2 separate regions of the Mus musculus genome follow, and region 1 is linked to region 2. A link is a loop called in an ENCODE intact Hi-C map of the cell type or tissue named here. Cell type or tissue: heart. All regions are shown on one strand. Each heading gives the region's core, and the rest is flanking DNA. Links, peaks and the distances in the headings are about the cores only. Region 1 overlaps Gm32849 (a long non-coding RNA gene). Region 2 has its middle 51 kb from the start of Gm32849.

Evidence for each region. Peaks named below come from ENCODE experiments on the same cell type or tissue, not always from the same donor. Only the 100,000 strongest peaks of a DNase experiment are listed, where the experiment ranks them.
Region 1: a loop joins it to region 2, with 4 times the contacts of the local background. A loop is called at or near these places in 2 of 42 quality-filtered maps.

The regions. Positions count from the first base shown.
Region 1 is chr7:49,047,617-49,059,497 of GRCm38, reverse strand. Gm32849 (a long non-coding RNA gene) reads right to left here. Exons shown (of 2, transcript XR_391458.3): 1 at 1-11,881. It also overlaps a transcript of Nav2 not described here. Among named protein-coding and RNA genes, the nearest start is that of Gm32849, 12 kb to the right of the region's middle. In heart, for the core only: no CTCF peak of the experiment used is centred there; a DNase peak (open chromatin) is centred at 4,037; H3K27ac peaks cover 691 bases.
Region 2 is chr7:48,983,982-48,995,862 of GRCm38, reverse strand. It overlaps a transcript of Nav2 not described here. Among named protein-coding and RNA genes, the nearest start is that of Gm32849, 51 kb to the left of the region's middle. In heart, for the core only: no CTCF peak of the experiment used is centred there; no DNase peak of the experiment used is centred there; H3K27ac peaks cover 1,702 bases.

The sequences.
Region 1 (11,881 bases), core at 1,894-9,893, 64 kb before region 2:
AGGTATCCCAGTGGAGCAGTCAGCCGTGAGCTGTGTGCATAGTGTGGCATCCAAAACACCACAGTACTTAGTAAAGACTGTGAGTGGATGGATGCATGGCATAATTCCTACGACACTGAGTACCGAGTGTTTTGCATGTATCACCAAATCCTCAGAAAACTCCTACGAGATTATAGGTACTTTGAGTCTTCTATGAAAGACGGCATTTGGGCTGGCGAGATGGCTCAGTGAGTAGAGGCACTCCTTGGCAAGCCTGAAGACCTGAGCTCAGTACCTGGAAACCACATGGTGAAAGGAGAAAACCAGTTCTTGCAAGTTGTATTCATACATGCACACATAAACAAACAAATAAATGTAAACAAACAAACAAACAAACAAACAAAAGATGACATTCTCGACTTGAGAAAGTTGGATAAGGTTTTGGATCACAGAACAGTGGACCTGGACCCAGGATGTATCCCGTGTCTGTCTGTCCCGAAGCACTGCTCTTCTGTCCTCAGTGTCCCAGTTTAGGAAGCCTCTATTCTACTGCCACCCTTCTAGGGGCAGAACAGATGTTTTCCCAGATACTGGGCTCTCTCCCAGCCCTGTGTCCTCCAGAAATTGAGTCAAACATGTAACAAGAGTCCAGCTGAGAGCCAAGCATGGGGACATCTGTGGGGAGGAGAATGAAGAAGCCACGGGATGGAAGGAGGCGTCTGCCTGGTTCCTCCTCTAGCCCACATAGCTCAGATGTGGTCCTAATCTGCAGCTCACTCAGCATCCTGGGTGTTAGTGTATTATCAAAATAAGGGGCTTTGGCTCGTAAGTACCAATTGTTCTTATCTCAGTCTGAATGTGATTTTAAGACAAAATGCAAAAATAAATAAATAAAATTTTTTTTTAAACACAAAATACACAGTGAGGAATGGTTGCCAGATGCACTCATTAGAGACAGATTATTCCAGACACCAAAGAAAGCACAGGGAGGTTTGGAGTTTTGGAGTCAGACAGATTGGGCCTGCCTCCTAGCTCAGTCGTAGCAGCTGTGGAGTGTGATCAGTGTCTCCCTTTCGGAATCTCAGTCTCATCTGAGATGAGGCAGGGAAAACAGCCCAGCGGTTTGTCATGCGGTGGTCTGGGACTGGTGGCATTCGTATCACCTAAGTCCTTGTGGGCCCTGTGCAGAATGACTGTTATAGTTTGAGCACAAAGTGTCTGTCCGCCACAGGCTCATGCTTGGGCCATGCTTGGTCTCTAGCTGGTGGCACTGTGTTGGAATGTTGAGCAAACTTTTGGAGGTAGGGCTTGGCTGGAAGAAGTAGTTCCCTAGGGGTATGTCTTTGAAGGTTATACCAGCGGGCTCTGCTTCTGTGCCTCTCCCTCCCCCGCCCCCAACCTCTGCCAGAAAGGAGACTTTCCTACTTTATTGCTTTTTCCCCCCAGCACAACGGTCTGCCTAGGCATGGGTGAAGCATGGATGGACTTCTGAAGCTGTGAGGGGAAAAAAAATGAACCCCCCCCCTTTAAATGTTTCTGTCAGGTTTTTGTCCACAGCAATGAGAACATAACTAACATTCTACAGGGGCTCCGGGGATGGTCAGCCCACAGGCTTTGTGGGTATCTCGGATGCACATTTGGATCTGAGAACCATAAATTAGCACAGTGGCTTTCAAACCATTGTCCATGCCTCCCAGTGTAAGACTTTAAAAAAATAAATAATCAAAAGCTAGGGGCTGGAGAGATGGCTCAGCAGTGGATGGAGCTCACTGCTCTTATGGAAGACTCAATTTGGGTTTCAGCACCCACAGGGGGGAACTCATAACCATCTCAGCTCCAGGGGACCCAATACCCTCTTCTGACCTCCTCAGGGATCTTGCACACACACACCCATATATAATTTTTTAAATTAATTGTTTTTTTTCTCTCTAATTAGTACTCACACCTGTGCTCAGACTCGGGTCCTAGGAAGGGGTACCATTTCTTCTTCTTGCTTCTCAGAACGCTCTGTGAGATTTGCTTTTTGATTACATCCCACATCATTTTGACCTTTTTTTTTTTTTTTTTTTTAGATGTTGGATTCAACCCATTTGTGGCTGAGTTAAATGTGTCCCTCTTTGCATCCTGCTCCCCAGATGTTGGTGGTGTTTGGATAGGTTTAGGAGGTGTGGCCTTGCTGGAGAAAGTATGCCATTTGGTGGGGGCTTTGAGAGTTTAAAAACTCTCAGTCATTCCTAGTTCACGCTCTAAGGTTTGTGCTTGTGGTTAAAGATGAGAGACCAGCCGCAAGCCAGCTGTCTGCCCCAGACGCCCCCACCCCTCTTCAATGGTATGGATTCTCCTAGCCCACTAGAACTGTAAGCCCAAATAAACTTTCCTCTATGAGTTACCGTGCTCATTGTGTTTTATCACAGCAGCAGGAAAATAACCAATATATTCTTGGGTCATCATCTCCGCTGTGGAAACTCATGAATCTAAATGAGTCGGGCTGACCAGAACGGTGTCTGTAAAATACAGAATGTATTTCAGAAAGCCTATTGACTTCATTATTCCAACCTTATGGTTTGTAATCTCGGAGACTTGGGAAAAGTTAGCTCCTCTGAAATGTTTTTTTCCTCCCTTAGGTCAAGGCTGCCACTGTCGTTGCTGTTATTATTATTAATACATTCAGTGGCAGGTAGAAGCTTATCGTTGTAAGTGGAATGTGACCCTCAGACCTTCCCTTTGCCATGTGCAGAGACACTAACTTCAGTTCATCTTTCCCAGAGGCTGTAATGAAACAGCCACGACACTGGAAAGCCCTCCTGGAGGTGTGCTGACAAAGGCTGCTGAGAGGGGATGTGGGCAGGGCTGAGCCTTGTGTGGGTCTGAGGAGGGACTCTCCTAGGGATGCTGAGCGCTAGTGGGTAAATTTCAAGGTTTCTGTGGAATTCACTTAGCCTCACAGTTGACAACAGCTTTCCACTAAGGAGACCAGCACATGGGTAGATGCTGGTTACGAACTGCAGCCATGGCACCTGTGTTCTGCCTCTGTGTTAATCGCTGCCCCCTGATAGGTCAGGCCTGAATTGAAGGCTAAGGGCCAAGGGCCTGAGAGTCTGAAACCTGTCTTCAGTGTGCTATAATTCTCCACTCTCTCTGTCCCTTAGGGAAAAATAAGAAAAGGACAGGAACTCACTTGCTACATAAGGGGATTTTCTCTGAGGGCCAAACAAGGTATTCATTTATATGGCATGTCCCTCCGTACTAAGGACATTTTAAAAAGTCACTTTTCCTCCTGTTTTCTTTTCTTTTTTTCTTTTTTCTTTTTCTCCCAAGACAGGGTTTCTCTGCATAACTGCCCTATCTGTCCTGGAACTCACTCTGTAGATCAGGGTGGCCCTGAACTCCCAGGGATCTGTCTATCTCTGCCTCCTGAGTGCTGGGATTAAAGGCATGCACCACCATCCCCAGCCCACTACTTCTTCTTCTTCTTTTTTTTAAATGTGTGTGAGAGGGTTATGCATATGCCACTGTGTGCCCATCGAAGTCAAGGGTCAACTTGCAGGAGCTTGCAGTCTCCTTAAACCATGTGGGTTCCAGGAATCAAACTCAGGTCCTTAGGCTTGGCAGCAAGTGCCTGTATCCGATGAGACATCTTGCTGGCCCCAAGGACATTTTTAAATGATGATTTTTCTAGTAACTACTTTTTGGGGGAGGACACACACTGTAGGTCACACGCTGGGCTGGTAAAATGCTATTGTAATGAAGTTCTTCAGATACAAGGAGTGGCTCCCAGAGAAACGGACTTAGCCCCACGGCACAGAGATGCTCAAATCCTACCACTTTGGTCGGCAGGAGCCAGGGAGCCATGGCCTGTTCCCGAATAAGCTGCCGAGTCTTTTGCAGATGACCCCCACCTAAACGTTTTCAGACATGAGGGGCATGGGTCCCCAGGGAGGGGGGAGCAGTGTCAGCCGGCTGGTACCCAGCCATGTCTGCTGCCTACGCTGTGTCTCTGGGTGGTGACAGAACAGGGCATGAGCCACTCTGGTTGTCAGCTCTGGGCACCTATCCAAAAGGCCACTGCAAGTCCCTCAGCCAAGGGAGTTGCCGCCTCCCAGATGCTCCTGTCTGGCTGGGCTTGGGGACCCGTGTGAGAAGAATGCCTAGCACACAGGTGCTGGCACACAACAGCCTGCTGCTGGTCTGGCATAGGGAGAGAGACCGATGGAGCCGAGGGGCCAGAGAAGGGATAGGCGGCAGCCAGAGGGACTCGGAGGGAGGACAACCAGCACGGGAAGAGGGCCCAGGTAGAGGTATGGCATCAGAGAAGGGAAGGGTGGCATTGGGGAGCCCTAGAAAGGAGGATTCCATATCTTCTGTAACTACAAGTGCATCTACAAAGCACATCATGCCCAAAGGTCTAGTCCTGAGACCTACCATCTTCAAGCCATTATGGTTGCTAATTGGGATTGTAATAGTTTAGATAGGAAGTATCCCCCAAAGGCCTGTATACTAAATGGTCTCCAGATGGTGGTCCAGTTTGAGAAGTTTAAAAAAAACTTTAGGAGGTGGAATTTCGTGGAAGGAAGGGAGTCTTAGTAGGCAGGTTCTTAGGGACATACTCTCTATCCTTGGTCCACTCCTGTCACTTTTTCCCTGCTTCCTGGCCACCAGGGTGTGAAGCGCCATGCTCCACCACACTCTCCTGCCAGGATGGGCTGATACCTCTGACACCATGAGCCCAAGTAAATCCTCCCTCGCTCAAGCTGCCGCCGCCAAACGTTTGTTCACAGAGACCATGGCACTGGCTAATCCAAGGAGGGGACACTAGTCCGTAGCTGGTCTGTGAAATTCCTTCTCATACACAGCTCTGTCCTTCCCTAGCCAGGACAGCCCTGCCCCAGCACTGGTGGCAGGCTCTGCTCCTCATCAGGTACCTGTTGCACCCCAAGCCAGCACTTCCTGCAGCTGCAGATGGGAGCTGGGAGGACAAGACTGTGGAGGGGGTGGGCTTTGTGTCCCTTGTCCCTGCCTCCCAGAGTTCATCCTTCAGGTCACTGTCCCCAGCTTGACAAGTCTCTCAGCTTTGTATCCGAATTAGCATGAGCTTGAACTCCTAACCACAGCCAATCAGGGTCTCTGTGAGGACACTTTGCCTCTTCTGGGTCGCCTTCCCCAGCCATTCTAGCCTCCCCTCTTTCACCCTCAGCAGGCTGGCTTCTTTCACTTCCCAACATCTGTGCTTGCTGTTGCTTCTAGCTTACTGTCCTCAGGCCTTCCTAGCAGGCTCCCTCTGGCCTCCAAGTCCCTCCCAAAGGTGAGTCTCCTGAGCACCTAGCTGGAAGTTGCCTGCCACACTTGTACTTCCTCTCTCTCTCTCTCTCTCTCTCTCTCTCTCTCTCTCTCTCTCTCTCTCTCTCTCTCGTGGTTTCTCAGCAGTGTTTAACATCACCCCATGCAGTGTTGCCAGCCTCTTCCTTTTCTCCTTGCCTCTACTTTACTCATGGATTTTGTAGCCCTCGGTGCCAAGAGTAGAAAATAGTGTGTCTCATTTCCTGTCTAACCCCAGAGCCTTGGATAGGGCATGGTACATAGTGAAAACTCAGTAAGTATTTTTAAGTAAATGAAAGATGCTAACAAGTCAGCTGATGTCTCCCCTCTTTAAGGACACACTGGAGAAGAACTGAGTCCTTTAAGGGAGGGGAAAGAAAGAGACTTGCTGGGTCTAAGGGATGGCTTGGCTTTGGGACGTCAGGGACTTTCTTCCAGCTCCCCATCTTATTTAATATAAAATAGAATGCAGTGTGGGAAGGGGCAGCTAAGCCAGCCTAGGAGAGCAAGCCAAGGGAAGAACATGGAGTGGGGCAAAGCCAGTGAACTGTGGGGACAGAGACCCAGGGTCCAGTCCCATCCGAGACCCTTCCTCCTGGGATGTTGGGTGTGGCATCTGTTTGCTCCCCAGCTTTGGTGATTCTGTCTATCAAGGCTGCTTTGCTGTTATTCCACACAAAGGCTTTTCAGGGTGAACAGTCATTATCCTGGTCTCAGAGACTGCTCAGGGAGTAAGGAAATGCTGTGTAGACCTGGCACGTCGCCTCGCTCACAGTAGTGCTCTTTAGGTGCCTGCTATACCTGAAGATGGCACAAGGGAGTACCCCAGGAGTACCCAGGACAGGTACTCAGGTGCTCTTTAGTGGATGCTCTTTAACCCTTCTCTTGCCAGCTGCGAAACCCAAGTCCTTTGTTGTTTTTTTCCTCAGAGCTGAATCCTCACCTGATTGGGAGGAAGAGATGAAAGCAATGTGGCCGCGCACACGGGGCACCATGCTTGAGGGGCATAGACCCTGAGGTGCAGACACAGGCAGCAGCCAGTGCTACCCGACTTGGCTTTCTTCCCTCCCCACTCTCCAGGGCTAGCCCCACCATGAATATGCATACTCAGGCTTCAGTCAGCCTGGAAGGATGGTCTGCCTTCTATAGGTCAAATACCATGGCAACTGAGCAGGCCAAACTCTCTTGGCCTTCTGATATAATGGGCTCAGTGAGACACACAAAGGGACTGTCTCCTGATGCAAGCATTTCCCTGGAGTCTTACTGACAGATTTTGTAAAATAGCACAAAGATAACAAGATGCAACAGGAAGGGCAACCCGAGTCCTGGAGAGAGTAGGTTAGGATTCCGGCCTCGAGATCTCAAGACAACTTTTTTACTCTTGTCCTGGTTCGTCTTCTGTAAGCTACGGTGGCAACAGAGCCCACTCTGATGCTGCGGTTAAACTCCTCTGTCCATTTAACTGCGTATATTCACTGTGGCCCATGTGAGGCTGGGCATTGCACTTGGTACCTATCCTTGCCTTGGAGAAGTTAGAGACGAGCATGAGGGACATCGATCATTCTGCACAGTTCATTTAATATTTGAGTGCGGTGAATGTCATATTGCTAAAATTATCAGATGCTATTTCTGTTTGATAAAGTAGACTCTGGGAGAGAGGAAGGCTTGTCTTGTCTCCAACACTTTCTGTCCTAGGACAAGCTGATACCCTTATTAAAAAAGGAGAACAAGACAAAACAAAACAAAATAAGACAAAACAACCCCACAGCTCAGAGTGTTAAAAACATCATGGTATATCCTCCAGACAGAACAGCGAGAAGGTAAATGGCTTCTAACTGAGGTTACTGTTGTTAATTCCATGATACAGAAACACCTCTAGTGGGAGCAGCAAGCCAGAAGCACATCCACAGGAGCTCTCAGAAACTCCTCCAGTGACTCGGCTTCCCTAGCTGGTTTCTGCTGGATGCTGTAAGCGCACCGGGTTGATGATAACTGGTGTCTCTCTTTGCTGTTATCTGATCTGATACTTGCAAGCTTTCATCTAATATAACACTCTGCTCTGCTCTTCCCAGGACTCTCGAGCAAGAACTCCAGCTGGCTGTCTCAAACATGCTTCTGCAGTCAACTTTTGCCTTTTGTTTGCTTTCTCAACTGTGCTAATCCAATCATCTCTTCTGGATGTTCTAGGCCCCTGATTTGAGGATGTTTTGATATCTGTCCTAGTTTGCTTTCTGTGGCTAGGGTAACATCAACACCAAAATCGACTTGGGGAGGAAAATATTTGCTTTATATAAAAGGTTCTGGTCCATCACCAAGGTTTGGCAAGACAGGAACTCAAAGAGAAAACTTGGGGCAGACGCTACTACTAAATAATGCTGCTTGCTGCCTCACACTCTCTTAAATTGTCCAGACTCTCCTGCCTTGGGATGGACACCTTCTGCAGTGGGCTAGACCGCACTATATCAAGAAAATACCTCATAGACATGCCCACAGCCCAGTAATGATGAAGGCAACTTCTCGGTTAAGTTCCCTCTTCCCAGGTGTGTCTAAGTTGACACCCACAGTTAGCAATCACAGTGTCTATCTACCACCTCTCTCTATTGGCTACTCTCCATTAATTGTTTCACCTATGCTTGCTGTGCATTTCATAAACACTCCCATAGAGAGTCTGGGGAACATAGATCACTCTTGGGACTGTACAGAATGCCGACAGTTGCTACAAATGAAGCGCACAGAGTGTGCTGGGGAAGCCCCAAATGCTCTAAACTGTGGTTCTTCTGTCAATCTATATTGACCCAGGCTGGATGTGCAGTTCAGTGGCAAAGTGCTTGGTCTCACATGTGCGAGAGTCTGAGTTGAATCCCCCAGCAATGCAGGAAAAAGTAAAAATATTTTTAAAAATATGTGCAAGAGATGAAATACAAGTGGCCAATAAACAAACATGTGAGGAGACGTTCTACCTCCCCTGCCATCAGATAAATCCAACACAAAACATCCTGGGATTCTACCTCACCCCAGTCAGAGGGGCAGTCATGGAAAGGACAACCACAAAGACTGGCAGGGAGGTGGGCAAAAGGAGCCATCATACGTTGCTGGCAGGAGTGTAAGCTACTCTAGCCACTATGTGAATTGTATAGAGATTTCTTTAAAAACAACAACAACAAAACCCTCATAGATCTATCACATGACCCTGCTATAGCACTCCTGGGATCCAGGTCAACATGGCACAGAGAAACCTGCATGCCAACATTTCCTGCAGCACACTATGCAGGACATTCACGTTATAGAACCAAGCTAGCTGTTCATCAGCAGGGGATGGGATAAGGAGAGGGGGGTACATATATAGAATGTGGTACATACACACAATGGAGTATTTTCATCCCTAAAGAAGAATGAAGTTACACCGTTTATAGGAACATGGAAGCAACTGAAGATAATCTTATTAAGACAGATGCCATGTTTTCTCTCATTTATGCTTCTAATATTTTGTACTTTTATAATATTTGTATATTTGTTTAAAAAAATTATGTGTGACATATAAAATGAAAGTGTCTAGGGGAACAAATGAGACAATCAGGAGAGAAGAGATGCAGGAGGGGGGATATGCTCATGGTATAATATACACCTACTTAAAGGATTTTAAATATACTGCATACCAACATATAGCACCGAGGGTCAAGGGAGCTAGGGAGGTGGTGATTGTAGTCCCAGCCAGCCTTCTCCCTTCTGTGATACACTCTATCTTCACTCCAGGTAGCAGCTATAAATATTTTTAAAGTAGAAACCACATCACACTGGGTAAGTGCTTTCCAATTGCACCGTAACACTAACCGTGCTAAGGAGGTGGCTTAGTATTAGTAGCTGGCATATGAACACCAGTACCTAATCTTGGGTCCTGGGATGCATATAAGAAGCTTAACATGGTAATACACACCTGCAATCTCAACACTAGGAAAGCAGAGACAGGAGGATCCCTGGCACTTTTATGCAAACACACACACACACACACACACACACACACACACACACACACACACAAATGCGCACACACATGCACACACCAATCCAAATTTGTTATTGATGCTTTGCTGGATTTCCTTGGCTCTCTAACTCTTCTCAGGCAAATTAGAGAAAGTGCGGTGGTCTTCAAAGCCCTGATCCCACATGAATAGTCTGACTCAGTAAGCCGAGGATAGACCTAACCATGCAAACCTCTAGGCTGCTCTTGGGTTCCAATGGTGCTGTCAGCCTAGAAACCCACTTTGGAGTCACAGGTCTTTCTTTTTGTACTCTGAAGGTACTAAGGCTTGTCCTGCCTCAGGACCCTTGTATGGGCTACTCTCTGTTGGGATATCAGCCCCTTCTCCTTCTATCTCCCTTCTTTCTGGTTTCTCTTTAAACTGATTTCTCTTTTCTTAAAAAATGCCACTCTCAGCTGTCTGCCTCTTCCGCTGTTGGTTATGTGTACCAATTAATTTGGGACCACTGTCCATGGTCTGTAGACATCACCAGGCTGTCTTGTGATTAAATGTGGAAGTCTATTTTCAATGCCAACTCCACATGGTGCTGGGCACATGGCAAGTAAAGAGCAGGTTCCCAGTGGGGATAGCTGGAGGAATGAGGCAGCTGACATTAAGGGCCCTCCAGTCTAGGATGCCAAACCCAGGGCCCAGAACAAGACAGTGACTGTTAACATCCTTTCCCCAGGTAGCAGCCTGTACCCACAGCCAGCTTCCTTTAACAGCAGCTCAACAGTTTAAGTCACCTGAGTCCTGCTTCCTCAGCCAGCACCCTGGCAGCCGTTTGCAGCTGGCTTTGCTTGTTATACTTAGAGTCCAGACAGATTGCTTTTCTTCTGCAGATAGCCACTGCTCCAGGCCACTGCATCACCCCCAACCATGACTGGAAAAGCAATCCCTCCTTCTGGCTTTGTTTTGGATCCTGCAACAGTGTGATCCAGCTCTTAGCCTCTTTGTGCTTTGAATGGCAATGCTTAGGGAGCAAGTGGGATTCAATTCCAGATGCTCAACCAGAGCCCAGCATTATTTTTTTTTTTTTATATTCCTCATAATCAATGAGAAGGATCTGTGTCCCAGGCAGTAGCAGAGAATCACATCCAAAACTGCCCAAGAAGGCCATTTCAGAGGCCTAAGTGGATGAGGCAGTTAATAAGAAAGCCTATGGGGGCCGTCTTGACCCACATAAATAAGTTCAATTAAGGCACAATGGTAATGGGAAGTCAACCGATGGCTGTCTATGGGCTCTCTCCTGCCTTTTCTGAATGGCTGGCTCTGGTCTTGAGCAGGGGATGCAATGTATGGCAGTTGCTTAAAAGGGCAAAGAGTAAAGTTTCTTAGTAAAGGGCTTAGATTGGTGGCTCATAGGATTGCTGGAGGAGAGAGCCTTGCAGAGATCTGAGGGTGCACAGAACTCCAGCCTATCCTCCCAGGCTAGTCAGATGGGGGTCTCATGCCATGTTGGGAGTGTCTCACACCAATATGAGGGAGTAACGGGACCATGGCAGACAGGGGACAGCAGGCAGGCATTCAGCTAGGTTGTCCTGGTAGGTCTGGGAAGAAGGCTCTCTAAGAGCCCTGGGGGAGGAAGGCAGGGCTCTTGCCTGGGCTCTGCTGAAGTTCAGGGCCCTTTGGATTGAGTGACAATTCCCAGCAAGCTTTGGTGGGGTCAGCATGGCTGACTCTCAGCTCAGACAAGGCCTAAGGTTTCCCATAGATAACACGCATTTCAGGGTGATGCAGGCTGTTCCTGGGGGGTGTCCAGAGATGTCAGGGTTGATATCCACATTCCAGAAGGCATTAGCATGGAGAGGGGTGGGTCCTGACAATATTCGTATAGCATACCACTGAAATATCAGTTTCCTTCAGTTAACTTAGAATTTCGGTGCACACCACAACTCTGCTAGAGACCTACTCATAAGCCCTCTTGGAGGGTTTTCAGCCTACTCATGCCTCCAGTCCCACATCAGTTGCCTGACAGCTTACTTTGCCTTCCTTTGTCACCAGCCAGTCTTCATGCTTTTATTCTCAAGCTCTGTGAGGGAACGCTGGAAGGTGAGAAGGCACCGGGTGGATGCTCTTCACATTTGGACTGGCGTTAATACAATAAGCAGCTGAGCTTGAACAGTGTGAAGCAGCAGTTACAAGCTATCTCTGGACTCAGGGTTCAAACTCTAGATATGAACAGGGGATGCTGGCATCCCGTCCCCCACCCCCCACCCCCCATCCCCGGAATCCCAGTAATTGGCGGGTTGAGGCAGGAGGATCTGGAGATTGAGATCAGCCTAAGCTACAGAGTAAGCTCTTGTTACTTGTCTCTTCCAGAGCAGAGGGAAACAGAGGGATCAGACAGGAATAAGGGGCAGGCAGAGCAGGGTCTCTTTGCCTTGTATGCTCCTTGCAGACCTTGTGCTCCAAGACTGAGCTAACCAAGGGCAAGGTGAAGCTGTAAAGTCTGGTCACAGAATGGAGACTAGAGAAGACCTTCCTCAGTGACAATGACTGCTCCTGTCACAAATCTTCAAGTTGTTAGACCTTGACTTCAAACCTCCACCCCACTGAGCCTGTTA
Region 2 (11,881 bases), core at 1,777-9,776:
TGAGTTTTCACCATTCATGGGGTGGCATGGTGAATAGTTAGGCGCTCAAATACAAGTGCCAAACTACCTTAATGCACTGCCGTCACTGCTTGCCAGTTATGTGACTGTGGGCAAGCGATTGAACGTATCTGCTTTAATTCCCTCTTCTGTAAAATAAAGCTGACTGTGGCAGCCGTGTCACAGCTGGCTTTCTACCTGGTCTGCTTCGACTGCTGTTCGTGGAATGCTGGGCCAGGGCATTGTGCTCACTGCTTTGAAGCCATTTGGCTTCCTGAGGCCAGTTTCTGCCCCCATGAAAAGCGAGAGATCATTCTCTCCAAAAGGCTGTTGTTAAGGAAAGCCAAGCATCTGGCTGGAGGGGGGCTGCTTGGAGCAGCTGAGCTGCTAGCTTCCCCCAGCGTTCAATTCATCAAGGTCGGCCTCACCCTGGGCTACCGCCACCGAAGGTCACTGTGACAATCCCAGCCTCTCATTCGGTGTGGACCAAGAGAGAAGGAGTTCTATGAGCTGCGGGGTCTCCCATGCACACCCACCCCCTACCCATTGTGCGCGGGACATGGCGTTGCATGCACATTACTCACTCCCGAGGTCACCATGCCCTTCCCCCTCAGGCTCCATTCAAAACAGATCAAAAGGCACTGCCTTTCCCAGCTGCCTTTCAGGATAGTCCGTCCACAGAGGCCGCATAAGGTGGCCCTGGGAAGATGGCCCGGGTATTTCTCTTTCCAGCTGTGCCCCTCCTAGGGCTCAGGCAGCTCTGACCCACATGCATTGCCCACAGGGACCTTGTATCTTTAGGTCTTACCTATTGCTGTCCCATCCTGTTCTGCCCTGAGCAACCCAGGAAGGGCATCTCTGAAAAGTGCCTCCTGAGTTCTGGGTCCTGGTCACCTTTTTGCATCCTCTGCCTTCCTTTCCCCAGTTCCAGCCCTTATTTAAATGACTGAGTTCCAAGTGTCTCTTGGCACCAAAGCCAACAGGATACATTACCTTCATGTTATACTTGGTTCTTTCCCCACTCCCAGAATGGTTCGTGTGGCCCACACCTCTCCTGACCCCACATCCCCAGACTCCAGTGTCTACCAAGCCTTGGCCTGCTAATTCCTCTCCCTTTGTGTTTTTCTCACTTCCAACCCCACCATCCCTGAACAGGGCATTTCAGAGCACGGAGAAGTGACTCTCCCTGCCTTGTCTCAGGAAAGACCTCTGGTCTCCCAATCTCAAGAACTACACTCCATTCTGGCCTTTCAACCATAGGCACACACGAGTTTTCAGAGCCACCAGCACCCCTCCTGTAGTTTCTCATCTACACTTCCATCTGCTCACTAACTGAAATATTTATATAATTAAATCTGTAAATGTTGACTGCATGGCATTATCTACCCACTGTTCTGGGAAAGCAAAGTGTGAAAAAACATGCGCCTGCCTTCACAACGCATCCCGTCCAGTGGGAGAAAGAAACAAGACAGACTCAGAAACAGGTTGGGAGGGGGCAGGGAGTGTATAGTAATCACTGACCCACGAGGGGACCGGTAAGTACAATGGTTAAGCACAAAGGAGAGATGCTGCCCTACTAGGAAGTGAGCAATGACTTCCTGGGAGGGGTGAGGCTATGATAAACCTTAAGGAATGCAGGGATTCATCCATAACAACCAGGAATCAGGGTGGGCTTCTAGACCACAGAGAACAGAGGGGTGAGTGATAGCAGGGACTTTCTGCCACCACCATGAGTCTAGAGGTATTGTTCAAGGTGGGAAGCAGGAGATGGGCTGCAGAGGGTTGGGTCATGTCCCTGACCTGAGCTGAACAGCTGAGGCCAGTATACACACACCTCCCCAGTCTCAGCAGTGAGAGTCCCATGTCTACACAGCCCTCTCTAATCTCAGCAATGAGAGTCCCATGTCTACACAGACCTCCCCAGTCTCAGCAGTGAGAGTCCCATGTCTACACAGCCCTCCCCATTCTCAGCAATGAAAGTCCCATGTCTACACAGCCCTCCCCAGTCTCAGCAGTGAGAGTCCCATGTCTACACAGCCCTCCCCATTCTCAGCAATGAAAGTCCCATGTCTACACAGCCCTCCCCAGTCTCAGCAGTGAGAGTCCCATGTCTACACAGCCCTCCCTAATCTCAGCAATGAGAGTCCCATGTCTACACAGACCTCCCCAGTCTCAGCAATGAGAATTCCATCTCTACACAGATTTCCCCAATCTCAGCAATGAGAGTCCTGTGTCTACACAGACCTCTCCAGTCTCAGCAGTGAGAGTCCCATGTCTATACAGACCTCCCCAGTCTCAGCAGTGAGAGTCTTGCGTCCCCAGAATCCTCTTGGTCCTGGGCAAGGAGGGAAGAATGACCACCCTATAGGACTTCGTCATGCTAAGGACACCTAACATTGCACAAAGATGGGGAGAGTCGGTAGAAGACTGAGTTTGTATGTATAATGTATGCAGAGTACTAAGCCCCTGCTTCCACCACCCTGAGTCCATGTTCTCCCGTGAGCACACTGTCACAGGACTCATAATGCCTCAGAGTGCCCTGGACACCAGGGCTTTGCCAGGTAATTGAATGTCTTGCTGCACCCTGCTCTCCTGCTTTGGGCTCCCCAAAAAATGGGAGATTTGCCTTTCTGCATAGTCCTCCTCTCATGGTAGGCTACTCAGAAGCACACACTCTCTGGCAGCCATGAGATTACAGGACAGGGAGAATCCGGAGCTAGCTCTGGCATGCTGTGAAGTTCCCGGACCAGTGACTTCTCCTAGCCAGTGCCTTCCAGATCTTCAGGACACAAACAGGCACATCCACAAGGATCAGCTGTAGCCTATGGAAATCCAATACAGAGAGAAACCCACCTCACGAGCTTGACAGATATCCACCTCGCCATGCTGTGTTCAAATCTCAGATGTTGCCAGAAAGAAGAGAAGGTGCCTGTTGTTATTCATTTGCATAAAAGATTTCATTCACGTGGCTAACTGCAAACAGCACAGAGACTGTAGGGAGTGGAAATGTTTAGAAAAATGGATACTTTTTTTCTTTCTAAAGGATCCTAGAAAGTAATACACAATGTTAATTATATAACTTTATTAAGTATAGACATGAAAGCTACTGGCAATCTTTCTTCAGTCTACTTTGGGGATAGCTTATTAGTGACCTGGCAGGGGATGGGAGGAGGGGGTATTAGATAGATGCTCAGTGCTGGTGGACAAGGAAATAATGTGGAAGCACAGTCAACAGCTATGCGGGTGTAGTATGGCTGGGCTCTGTACACAGCCATAGAAGGCATAAGCGGGATGTGGGCTCCTCACCTGCCATCCCAAAGCCATCCCAATGAGAACTTGATCATTAGTCCTACAATTGCAAAAAGTGGAGGCTCTGGGTTTCATTAAAATGATTCTGCCAGCACGCCTATCAGTGATCCAGGGCGTGCACAGGGCTCAGCCTCCTTGAGTCTGCTAGGGAACTGATAAGGTGCCTCACATGGGGCTTTGGTGAGCAGCAGAATGAGAGAATGCATTGGGATGGTTCCATTTAGCTTGGGACACATTGCCAAGGAACAGACTCAGAGCTGAGGAAACAAAGAGCCCTAAAGAGTTTCAGGAATGCAGTGAGGAAGGACTAGTAATGAGAACGGGGTAGGCACCTCACTCCCCAAAGCCTCTGTTTTCTGTTGGTCAGAAAGAGTTCACTGCAACGTGGATAGCAAAAGATAAGTGGCACAAGGAGGAGGGGCTGTGCTGCTGAGCCACCGGGGAAGATGTGTTTGCGGTCCCAGCAAAGATGTGATCACTTCCAGGCCCGCATCTCGTGGAGCTTGTCTCATACATGCTCAGTGAAGCCTGATTCCTCTCTCCAGAGAGGAGCTGTTTGCTCAAGCCCCAGACAGCTCCACCTTGTCAAATGCTGCCTGCTCTGATCTTCCACCTGCCAGGGTCTCCCAGCCTTGCCTCTCCCCTTAATCCATTCAAAAGGCTGAGACCCAAATAAACTGTCAAGCACTCCCCATCACTCTTGTGGAGTGGGGCCAGTCCACCCCAGCTCCCGTTTCTCTACATCAGCACCCAGGCCCCTTCTGCTTGTCAGAAAAAAAAAAAAAAAAAAAAGCAAGAAGATGAAGAAGGAGGAAGATGAGGAAAGAAAGATGAAGATGAAGAGAGGAAAAAGAAATGAAATAAAATTCTGGGAACAGGGGCCTGTCCTGTCCTTTTAGCATACTCTTTTACCTTTCCAAGCAAAATCTGGTTAACAGACAAGAAAGCAATTGACTCTGAGTATTCTAGATCCAGTCAAGTCCACGAACCTTCATCCATTTGCCTGCATTATGCCACGCTTGGTGCTATGTGCTACAATGCCTCTCCCCAGGAACCCATGGCTCAGAGATGAATCAGTTTTGCAAATAACCAAGCCCCGTAGCAGGGGCAACAATGTTACAGACCAAGGCTCTGAGGGAGCGGAGCAGGACTCTGTATCAGTCTGAGAGACAAAAGAACAGAAATGGAGACAGGGTGGAGGTGAGTAGTGGATATCCTAGGCAAAGACCAAGAGAAAGAGAAACTGGTGCCAAGGCACCAGGCTGTGGTGAGACCTGACCATTCCAGCCACCCTCACGGGGAGCGTGCTCCCTCTTCCAGCTGGCCCCATGAATGCTGACACACCAGCACTTGTCACAAGTCATCCAAAGTATCCACTTATTTACTTTCTTCCTTGCCAAACTAGAAGCTCTAGACAGTGTCTGGAATATAGTAAATTCTCAACAGAGAGTTTTAAGTGGATGATGGGGTGGGTAAGTAGATGGGTGGATGGGTAGATAAACGGCCAGTAAAATTAATGAACAGACCTGTCTCCTTAAGAAACAATACCATAGTGTAGGACTGGTTTGATGTGGGGGAACTTGGGTGCAAGTGCCAGTGCTCTGGTCCTAGTCTCATAAGGGCTGGGTAACATGCTCCCTTTGAGCTTTGTTGTTGTCTGTTGCAGGTGTCTAGGGTATCTGTCTCAGAGTTCTCAGGACGTTGAATGTGATGGTCAATGTGACTGTACTTTGTATGTTGCCAAATATGGAGAGGTATGTCATGTGTATTTTTTAGCCATGGTGCTATATAAGCAAGCACAGAAACCCCGATGGCAACCCCGCTTTAACAGGAAGGAAGCGTGATGTTTAGAAAGGCTCTAAATATGATCCCACAGAGTGGTGAGGCTCTTGCATTGGTTAACATTGCACTGTGATCTCTGCTTGTCGTAACTTTGTAGAGAGCAACTTGACAAAAAACTTCTCATCTTCTGGCTGCTTCTTGCCACTTCAGTGGAGCCTTGTGCTTTCCTCCGGATCGAGCATCTGCTACCGATTCGTGTTTGGTGTTTGCCAATTAGACTGCACTGCTGCTACTGATTCGTGTTTGATGTTTTGGACTGCACTGCTGCTATCCTGACAACGAAGATTGGGATCTTCGCATAGAACTACTTCTAAACAGGTCAACAACCCCGGTTTCCTAGCAACCTTTCTTTTCCCCTACCTCTGGTAGGTGGGCTAGAAGGGACTCTGGAGTGTTAAGAAACTCGAATTAAAGTAGGTATTGAACAGTCTAAGCCTACATACAGAGGGGATGGGTAGATTTGGTCAGAGCTCTAGCACACACACACACACACACACACACAGACACACACACACACACACACACACATGAAATTCTCAAACAAAAGGCATTTCACATTCTCAAAGAGAAAAAGAAAAGAAAATTTCTGAGGAGGAAACAGCTAACTAACAAATTTATACTAAATACGATGTTTTTCTTTAAAGTGTCTCATTATCTAAGAGTAATGGCAAGTGCCTATAATCCCATACTCAGGAGGCTAAGGCAGGAGGATCACAAATTCAAAGCTAGCCTGGGCTACACAGCCATGTTCTAATAGTCTCTCTAACCTTGCCGTTCCCCCTGTGACATGGCTCAGTTTAAACCAGCATGCACCGGGGCTGCGCCAACCCATCTGGAAGTGAGAAAATGAAATCTGCCTTGAAGAAAAAAGGCTCTTGTGATATTGTAGTCATTTGTCTGAGCTGCAGCCTACATCTATAGATAGTCTATCATTTTGCCTAGTCGCTTTCAAAATCCCTTTCTACTGCCCTACCAAGATATTTATAGTGATATTTGTGTTTTTAATAAAAGGATCTTGTGAAGAGAAGTAATAAAATGATGGTATACACACACACACACCTGCACCGGAAGATAGAAAATGAAAAAGTTATCAGAGTACCAAGCGATAACAGCATGGAGTTCTTTGGCTGAGACCTCTGGAGGTTGTTTAGTGTTTTATTAGAAATGTTACAAGATCTGGACACCTGTGAGGGTGAAGGCAAGAGGCTCTAGTGTACTTCTGTGCTTGTAGTCGGGCCCATCCAAGCCACAGCACCCAGAAGTTGATACAGAGACCTCAAATGGATCCCTGAGCAGGCAGGAGAGGCTGAGGGAGCAGCACATGTGGACTGACTGAGGCCAGAGCCATGTTCCTCAATATAGAAAGACTTGAAAACCAAGTTTAATGGCCATTTCTGGAAGGAAGGTTTTATAATAGGAGGGAAAATACCAACACGTTCTACCAACATTTTACCAGTTTTCATGCTATGACTTGCCTGTTTCCCAGTCTGTAACACCGGGAAGTAGAATCATTGTATGTATGTCCGTAACCCTACAATGTCATCTCAGGCAGGACAAGTGATGTGGCCCAAAACAAGAAAGAACAAGATAAAGGGCTAGACTACATGTAGGAGGCAGGGTCCTGCACAGGGGCTGGCTTAGGTGACACAGATGGCAGACATCTAAGGAGGAGGCATGGGTGAAGAATACGACTGTCATGAGAAGCCTTCCCAAGTGAAGGCAAAGACCATCACAGGGAACAGATGGCAGCCTCAAGGAGCAGTAAGAGGGTTGGTGTGGCCTTTTAGACATCCAGGTAGTGTATGAGTTTGGATATCTGGGTGAATGGCACACCCACAATCTCTCATTTGGGGCTCTTTGAGAAAGGTATAAGGCAAAAAAAAAACCAAGAGACAAAATCACATTCAAAGACTAAAGGCAGGACTATGGCCTGAGCCTAGATGGCCATCGATGAAAAAGGTCATCCTCAGAGACCACAAAGGAGAAACTGTCACTATAGGAGTGAGGGAGAGCATATGAGCATGTGCAGAGATGGTGGGGAGCTTGTGAACATGCGCAGAGATTGGGGGAAGCATGTGAACACGTGCAGAGATGAGGTGAGCATGTGAACTTGCACGGAGGGAAGTCTGTTTCTGAGGAAACAATGTGAATATATCTATGGAAGACCAAGATTTCCCCAGGGAGGAATAGCATTTGGCTATCTGGGCCCTCAGGGAGCAGTAAATCCTGAAGGATTTAGAATAAGGAGAAGTGATAGCTGGCTGGAGAAAGAAGCAACATTCCCTCTACTTGGATAAAACTGGGTAAGGTCAAAATTAACTTTCTTTCTGGAAATCCCTGCAGCCATGACAGCCATTTGCTTCAGAATGATCGGCATGTTGTATTGATGGGGACTGGATCCTTGGAACCTGATCCCTGTGGCCAGTGTGTGTATGTGTGTGTGTGTGTGTGTGTGTGTGTGTGTGTGTGTGTGTGTCTGTTTTCTCATATGTGGGAGTCAATATATGTGTGTGCAAAGTTGGCATTAAGGGGTCTTCTTTGATTGCTTTTACTTTACCAAGGCTTGGCACTTGCTGAGCCCAGAACTTGCCAAGACTGACTATGACTAGTTGGCCAGCTGAGCCCAGGGATCTGTCTCTGCCTGCCTGTGTGATGGCTGGCATTTAAGTAGGTTCTACTTCTCACACTTGTGTTGTAAGTGCTTTCCCCACTAATCTGTCTCCCCAGCCTCCATGGCTGTTTTTCAGCCGTAGTTTTCACTACACCCTCTCTGGTCCTGTTTCTCTCCTGTCTCCTGCATAGGGGGCAGAGTTTTAAAGCCAGAGTGAGCCTGCCTGTATGAAGCCAGTGCTCTCTGCATGTGCCCCCCTTGAGCATGGATGGCTAAGGACTTAGTGTGGGTGCCTCAGTGCTCCCCTGCACAGGCATCTGGAGGGAGCATCCCCAGCCTGGCTCTGTTGTCCTCCTGAGCTAGCCAGGAAAGAGGCCTTGCTGACAACCACTTAATAACCACATCTAAAGAAAGTGCAAACCAAGCGGTCATCTAACTCACAACAAATGTGGATTCCCAGTGCCAAGTGGAGGGAGCAATGGAGAAAGCTCTCAGACCTGAAGGATAAAGGGACCTAGTGGAAGGAAACAGAAGAATACCCACCCACTCAGCAGTTTTCAGCCCAGGGAGGCATCTACTTCCAAAGATGCTGGGGCAGGAACAGGGATGCCAGCAATAAAACCAAGGCACCAGGAGTGATGGAAGAATCTAAGAATGCAGGAAACACTTCTGGTATAAGGATTAAAGACATGGGAACATGTATGCCTGAATCTTCTAAGCAGAATCAGGCAAATCAAATTTGAGAACTGGGTGGCTTCTGCTCAAATCATAAGTCCTGAGCAGGATCTCGAGTGAGGCTATGCCAGTTCCTGGCAAACACAGAAGTGGATGCTCACAGTCATCTATAGGATGGAACACAGGGCCCCCAGTGGAGGAGCTAGAGAAAGTACCCAAGGAGCTGAAGGGGTCTGCAACCCTATAGGTGGAACAACAATATGAACTAACCAGTACCCCCAGAGCTTGTGTCTCTATCTGCATATGTAGCAGAAGATGGCCTAGTTGGCCATCATTGGGAAGAGAGGCCCCTTGGTCTTGCAAACTTTATATGCCCCAGTACAGGGGCAAGAAGTGGATGTGAGTGGGTAGGGGAGCAGGGCAGGGGGAGGGTGTAGGGAATTTTCGGGATAGCATTTGAAATGTAAATAAAGAAAATATCTAATAAAAAATATTCTAAAAAATATTAGTCCTGAGCAGGGAAGAGGAGGAGGGAGAGGAAGAGGAGGAGGAGGAGGACGAGGAGGAGGAAGAGGAGGAGGAGAAGAAGGAGTACTCACTCTTCACCTCCCCGCCCCTCTGCTGCCTCTTCTCGTAGTGCCCACCTCCACCTGGTATCATGGTAACAATGTAACAAGGTGATACAAAGTATGTAGCCCACCCCCTGCCATGTAATTCATGCTTAGAATTCAGTAGCAATAATAATATTGTTCAAAGATCATTTGATTACAGTGACCTTGAACAAACTGCTCTTCTTTGGGGACACCAGGTGTCCCCATCTGAAAATCAAAGAGGGGGGACTAGAATCAGTCTAGAACTGGGAGACTGTAGAAACTCCAAATGGGGACTTCAAAGGCTGAATTCCCCCAGTTTTGAAGTTTTTGTCTCTTACTGTCTATGGTAATGCTAAGTGCAGGTCCCCAAGACCTGGAGTCTGCACTTAGCCCCTGGGACCCTGATTGGTGAATTCTTATTAGTGAATAAAGAAGCTGACAGCTAATAGTTGGGCAGAAGAGACATAGGTGGGGTTAAGGTTTGGGGGGCTTGGGAGAGGCAGAGAAAAACCTCCATGGAATAGAAAAAGAACTTGCAGGAGAGGAGAAAGGAGAGCCACCACGGGTTAGCTGAGTCATTAAAAAAATGTGGCCATGTGTGCTGGCCAATTGGAGCTAAGAGCAGCCCAGATGAAACATAGTAATAACTTGGTTTGTCGATAAGAAGGGTGATTCTAACAGCATGGAGGGTAGGCAGTTGCCCAGCTATTGTGCTGCCTGAGGCATATTTAAAAATATAAAGGCTGTGTGTCTTTCATCCGGGAACATAAATGGTCCAAGGCGGGAAAGAAACCCCGTGCCTGGATTTTTAATATTATTTACTACACCCCAGTTTTTATCTCAGAACTGCATTATCTCCCCGAGGAGATGGAGATAAAAACCCGTGCTAACCTGTTGGGTTTTTTTCTGTTGATGACATGGCATAACCTATATCACACAGGTCCTGGTACACAATAAATAATTGATGAAGTTTGTTACTATAATTCTCTTTTCCTGAAATTATTTTCTAATAATAGCAAAGATGACAGAGGCCAACTTGCTCTGTGTCGTGGATCAAACCCCTTGCTATCTGAAACTCCTAGTTTTCTTTCCTGTAAAGTGAGAGCCTGTACTAAAAGGTCTCAAAGGATCCTCAGCCTCGCATGATGTAAGTATGAGGTGAAGGGCAACTCGGAGAAACCAGCCAAGGAAACACACATTTCCCAGGACATCATGGAGGCCTCCCAAGACCCCAAGGACAGCCTGCCCGGTGACTGTTGCACAAGCTCATCAGCTGTACCTCCTGGTGTGTGGACTGCCAGCAAAGCCGACCCTCGGAGCAACTACAAAGGAATCTCTGTACAACAAGGAGCCACCAAACATAGGCACCATGTTCTCTGTGGTTGGGCAACTCCAAGCTTATCTGTCCAGTTCTTGTTTTGCATATGTCCAAACCATTTTAGGACACAAACAGAAAAGAGACAACTAGTCTCTTTCCTCCTTGCCTTTCTGCCCTTCCTTCCTTCCTTCCTTCCTTCCTTCCTTCCTTCCTTCCTTCCTTCCTTCCTTCCTTCCTTCCTCCCTCCCTCCCTCCCTCCCTCCCTCCCTCCCTCCCTCCCTTCCTTCCTTCCTTCCATTTTTCTCTCCTCTTTTCCTTCCTAAATATCCCAACCTTACACCATAATTATGATCCAAAATATTTAGCGTAAACCTTTGTCTGGGCAAACACTTACCAGAAAAGCCACACACAATGGGATTCTTACTGCTTAGTCTCCAGGCATTGGGTGACGCTCTCACCTGCACGGTAACTGACTACAGGTCATTAGAATCAGACTCTGCTGTGGAGCTGGAGGGAAACTTGCTGAACAAAGGTTACATCATGGCCTTTTCTCCCACCTCCATCTCCCCAGGCCAGCTAGAGGAAGGACTTATCCAGCATAAAGATCTTATGTGGTCCTCATTACCCATTCTTTCACCCGTTTGGGCCAAATTGGATTTTGATGCAACAAGGAAATGTGTCCAGTGTGTTATTAATCAGGCTCAGCAAGGGAAAGGTCAAGAGGTGACTTGGAGCAATTATGGGTTGTGGGCGGCAGGCCAATCAGAGAACAAGTTGGGGAGAGGGGAGATCGATGGCTATGAAATCATGGAAGGGTATGAGCCATTGGGCATAACCTGAAGGCTGATGCTCCTCCCAAATCCAACACATCTGCTGCTTCTATCTTCCGCAACCCTCAACTGTTCATTATTATGGAAATCTTATGCCTCGGAGGTACCCAGTGCAGGGACACAAACCCAGAAGCCTGCTCGTGGTCTTAGGAATAAAAGCCACTTGGTTCTGTAGATTCACCTGGAAGTTTTTCAGACTAGTTGGAGCTCCAGCAAGGAGAGATGCCTGGTGTCTGCCAAAGAAAATTAGACTTGTTATTTTTGACTTCCTGGTGTCTCAATAGTCTGAAAAGAACCTGGATTCCCAGATACTATTCCAGAACAGACAATGCTTAGAGAAAAAAAAAAAAAAAAAAAAAAAAAACCCTGAACTGCCTCAATCAGTCCTTGATTCTCTACATCAGTATGTATTAGATGGCAGGGAACCTTCTGTAAGCTATCTCTACATCACACAGCTCAAAGAAAATCTTCAAGAAAGTTATAAACTTTGCAAAGAATATTGTGCCACAAACAAACCACAGAGCATCAGACCCTCAATTCCCATGGTGGGGCCTGGCCAAGAGGTTCTTTCTGAAGACAATTGCATTAAGCCTTAAATACAGAGAGAACAATCTATCTTGGTTATCCAACAGCGTAGAGCAGGCAGAGATAAAGTTGTGGTCATTTTATAAGGGTTTTTAGATTAATAATCTGAATCACCGATGAA